Linked DNA regions of Homo sapiens: region 1 is linked to region 2. Evidence: read pairs that join two places in POLR2A ChIA-PET (ENCODE). Cell type or tissue: PC-9. All regions are shown on one strand.

What was found. ChIA-PET counts read pairs that join two places held together with the same protein. Peaks named below come from ENCODE experiments on the same cell type or tissue, not always from the same donor. Only the 100,000 strongest peaks of a DNase experiment are listed, where the experiment ranks them.
Region 1: POLR2A ChIA-PET joins it to region 2 with 5 read pairs; 2 of 35 experiments call an interaction of 5 or more read pairs at or near these places.

Annotation. Positions count from the first base shown.
Region 1 is chr17:5,503,853-5,506,352 of GRCh38, forward strand. It overlaps a transcript of NLRP1 not described here. Among named protein-coding and RNA genes, the nearest start is that of MIS12, 19 kb to the left of the region's middle. In PC-9, no CTCF peak of the experiment used is centred here; no DNase peak of the experiment used is centred here.
Region 2 is chr17:5,365,590-5,368,089 of GRCh38, forward strand. All of the region lies in intron 11 of RABEP1 (rabaptin, RAB GTPase binding effector protein 1), which reads left to right. Among named protein-coding and RNA genes, the nearest start is that of NUP88, 53 kb to the right of the region's middle. In PC-9, no CTCF peak of the experiment used is centred here; no DNase peak of the experiment used is centred here; H3K27ac peaks cover 747 bases.

The DNA of each region.
Region 1 (2,500 bases), 140 kb after region 2:
GACAAAGGCTACCTTTAGCTCCTGCTTCTGGGACCTGCCCAGAGTACATACCCCTCTCAGAGGTGAGAGAGGCCTCTTCTAGGGGGATCTTTTCTCCGGTGCTATACTTTGATAGGTTTCCTTCATCCATTTAGGGGTATTTGCCTCTGGAAGAAAGATACACTGTCTGAGTCAATAGGAATCAGAGATTTGAGTCTGCCAGGCCAAAGCCTGGATCTGGACAATGGCCAGTTGATCATGTTGGTGACCCCCTCTATGAGGAATCCTAGGACACACATGGATGATAGCAGCAGCAGCAGCAGCAGCCAATCACTGGCCACCGACTGTGTGCTGGGAACTGTGCTCAACATTTCTGCAGAGATGGTCTCACTTAATTTTCATGACCCCCTAAATTAGGCACCAGTATTTTCTCCAATGTTCCAATGAGGAAACTGAGGCTGAGAGGTGAAGGAATCTAAAATCTGCCACTAATACTGACTGCTGGGGGCCGGGTGTGGTGGCTCACATCTGTAATCCCAGCACTTTGGGAGGCTGAGGTAGGTGGATCACCTGAGGTCAGGAGTTCGAGACCAGTCTGGCCAACATGGCAAAACCCCCTCTCTACTAAGAATACAAAAATTAGCCGGGCATAGTGGCACATGCCTGTAATCCCAGCTACTTGGGAGGCTGAGGCACGAGAATCGCTTGAACCCAGGAGGCGGAGGTTGCAGTGAGCTGAGATCACACCACTGCACACCAGCCTGGGTGATAGACTGAGACTCTGTCTCAAAAAAATTAGAATAGAATAGAATAGAATAGAATAGAATAAAACACTGACTGCTGGGGTTCTAACCCACATCTCTCTGACCCAAGGGTAAGAGGTATACCTCCCAATCCCCTCAGCTACCCACCCCAGGCTTGCTCACCATCAAAGACTGTGCCCTGTTAGCCTTTCCCAGGCCGCATTCTGGGCCTCACCCTGCAGCAAAACAGACTTGTTCCCTTTAGAATGTGTACACAGAGCAAGAGGCAAAATTCACAAAGGCCACTTTTAGCTCGAAGTGTTCATGCCCAGCTGAGGAAACAGGCTTTGGTGGTGGTGGTGGTGGTGGGGTGTATGTGTCAGTGGGTGGGTGGGAGAGAAGGACCTTCTGGGAATCTCTGCTGCCTGGGCTATAGCTATTTGTTATCCTGGAAACCATGGCTGCCGAATTCCTCTCCTGCCAACTTCTAATTTATATGCGTGCCCTGGCTGGGAGAAGGGAAGTCAAGCCAGGAATCTCCCCTTTCCACAGGTCCTCTACCCAAACCCACAGTTGATGGGAAACCTGCAAGTGTATTGCAACCTCTACACTAGGATGTGCCTGGATAAGCCTAGTCACCTGCTGAAGGTGCTGTGGCACTTCTAGCCCAATGCAGGGTCAGCTGCCTGCCCCACCCTGAGAGGCTTCTGGGAGCTCACATCCAATGCTGATCATCCCCGTGCTCCACTCAATCCCCTGCTGGGGTTAGGGGTAGCAATGGTTGCTGAGCAAGGCAGAGAAGGGGAGGCTGAGTAAAGCCTGGGGCTCCACGGGGCAGACAGTGGGAAGCTAAGAACCTGTCTGGGCGCTGTGAGGTGGCACCTGGCAGGTGGGATTCCACATGAGCTGTGGCTCCAAGCCCCCCTACCCTCCCTTCCTGCCCCTATGCATGCTCCAGGTCCCATCAAACTTCACTTACAAAGCACAAATTCAAAGATACAATTATTAAGAGTTTCAAGGCACTGACTGCCACGCATTAAACCCCAAGCATGGGGGCCTACTGCCATTGCACAGGTTGCACTTCCAGGAAGCTGGCCCTACTCACACCCTATCGCAGGCCCAGTTTAGCCTAGCTGGGCACTGATTGCTTCTTCCTGGTCGTTGGTGAGGTTCTACATCAAATGATTAGCTTTCCACAGTGGGTTTTCTCCCACTAGAGAGAACTTAGCGCTTCCAGCATCTCAGCTTCATTCCAGGGCCTAGCAGAGCTCACCACTCTGGACATTTTCATCCTCTTCCCCGTTTTCTTTCACACACACAGACCTCTGCTCTCTACATATGATCTTCCTCAGAGAGAATAGATTTGGTTACTTTTGTTCTGTCCTCTTCTCTTTGTGCCGCTCCTATAGAACAAAAATCATCAAACAGGGCCAGGTGTGGTGGCTCATGTCTGTAATCCCAGCACTTTGGGAGGCGGATGAGGGTGGATCGCCTGAGGTCAGGAGTTCGAGACCAGCCTGACCAACATGGTGAAACCCCGTCTCTATTCAAAATACAAAATTAGCTGGGCATGGGGGTGGGCGCCTGTAATCACGGCTACCCGAGAGGCTGAGGCAGGAGAATCGCTGGAACTTAAGAGGTGGAGGTTGCAGTGAGCCGAGATGGCACCATTGCACTCCAGTCTGGGCAACAAGAACAAAAGTCTGTCTCAAAAAAAAAAAAAAAAATCATCAAACAGCCAATTCAGCAACATCATTCTTCTCCTTCCATTACTCTAT
Region 2 (2,500 bases):
AGATACACCAAACATACCAGAACCAACATCTGTGTAACCACCATTGAGATCAAGCAATAGAATATTAGCTGGTACCCCAGAAGCCCTCACTTTCCCCGCACTTACAACTCCCTCCCGACAGGCAGCCACTGTCCTAACTTGTAACACCATTAGATTAGCCTGTGCTTTAACTTTAGAAAATGAAGCCATACGTTCTGTGTTCTTTTGCGTCTGTGTTCCTCCGTTCAACAGTGTACTATTCCTACTCGTGATGCACGGAGTGTTTGTTCATTTTCATTGTTGAATAGTCATATCATTATACGGATATACCGCAATTTATCCAGACTAATGTTGATGGATATTTCAGTTGTTTCCAGTTCTGGGATATTATGAATAATGTTCCTTTGAAATTTTTGTATAGGGCGTGGTGGACATGTTTCTGCAGGATATGTAACTAGGGGTGGAATGCTTGGGTACAAATGTTCAAAATGCCAAATAATTTTCCAGAGTGGTTATACCAGTTTATACCTCCACCAGCAATGTATGAGAGTTCCTGTGGTTCCAAGGTGTGGAAAAATGTCATTTTGTTATTTTAATTATAGCCATTTCGGTGGATGTATAATGGTATTTCACTGTGGCTTAGTTTGCATTTCTCTAATGACCACTGAAGTTACTTAGCATTTTTCATGTTTCTTGGCCATTGGGATTTTCTGTGTGTGAGAGATTCCTGCTCAAGTCTTATCCTCATCTTTTTATTGGGTGGTCTGTTTATTTTACTTTTTTTGGTCTTTAAAAACTGATTTGTTAGGTGTCCTTTATATAATGTTAGAATCTTTTGGTGATAGGTGTTGCAGGTGTCTTTTACTCAGTAGCTTATATTTTTTGTTTTGTTTTTGAGATGGAATCTTGCTCTGTCACCCAGTCTGGAGTGCAGTGGTGCAACTTCGGCTCTCTGCAACCTCTGTTTCCCGGGTTCAAGCAGTTTTCCTGCCTCAGCCTCCTGAGTAGCTGGGATTACAGGCACTTACCACCACACCTGGCTAATTTTTGTAGTTTTAGTAGAGATGGGGTTTCACGTTGTTGGCCAGGCTGGTCCTGAACTCCTGACCTCAGGTGATCCACTTGCCTCGGCCTCCCAAAGTGCTAGGTGTGAGCCATGCACCTGGCCCATCAGTAGCTTATGTCTTCATTAATGGTGTCTTTTAATGAACAGAAGTCCTTAATAATGTAGTCAAATTTGGCCGGGCACGGTGGCTCACACCTGTAATCCCAGCACTTTGGGAGGCCGAGGCGGGCAGATTACCTGAGGTCAGGAGTTTGAGACCAGCCTGACCAACATGGAGAAACCCTGTCTCTACTAAAAATACAAAATTAGCCGAGTGTTTCGGCGCATTCCTGTAATCCCAGCCACTTGGGAGGCTGAGGCAGGAGAATCGCTTGAACCCGGGAGGCGGAGGTTGCAGTGAGCCAAGGTCATGCCATTGCACTCCCGCCTGGGCAACAAGAGTGAAACTCCGTCTGAAAGAAAAAAAAAAATCAAATTTATTAATTATTTCTTTATGGTTTGTGATTTTCCTCCTTTTTAAAAAGGAATCTTTTCCTATGGAGTTATGAAGATATCCTATATTATAGAGGTTTTATTCACATTTATATCTAAAATTCCTCTAGAACTTAGATACACACACACACACACACACACACACAGTGTAGATAAGGGTAAAACTTTTTTGTCTCGCTGTGTCGCCCAGGCTAGAGTGCAGTGGCACGATCTTGGCTCACTGCAACGTCTGCCTCCCAGGTTCAAGCGATTCTCCTGCCTCAGCCTCCTGAGTAGCTGGGACTACAGGCACCCGCCACCACGCCCGGCTAATTTTTTATTTTTAGTAGAGACGGGGTTTCACCATCTTGGCCAGGCTGGTCTCGAACTCCTGACTTTGTGATCCATCCGCCTCGGCCTCCCAAAGTGCTAGGATTACAGGCGTGAGTCACCGTGCCCAGCCAAGGGTAAAACTTTTTTTTAAAAAAAGTATGGATAGCCAATTTCTGTATGACTTGGTGAAAAGATCCACCTTTCCCCCATTGCTCTGTGTAGATTAGTTTCAGAACTATCTTCTGTTCAGTTGGTCTGTTTGCCTTTTTTTTGTGCTAAATTCTGCACTGTGATTTATGTGAAATAAAATTTTCTCTCTTTTTTTTTTAAACCCGAGATGGAGTTTTGCTCTTGTTGCCCAGGCTAGAGTACAGGGTGCGTTCTGGGCTCACTGCAACCTCTGCCTCCCGGTTTTCAAGCAATTCTCCTGCCTCAGCCTCCCGAGTAGCTGGAATACAGGTGCCCGCCACCACACCCAGCTAATTTTTTTTTACTTTTAGTAGAGATGGGGTTTTACCATGCAGGCCAGGCTGGTCTCGAACTCCTGACCTCAGGTGATCTGCCCGCCTCAGCCTCCCAAAGTGCTGGGATTACAGGCATAAGCCACTGCACCCAGCCTGATTTTTTTTTTAAACATCTTTAAACATAGCT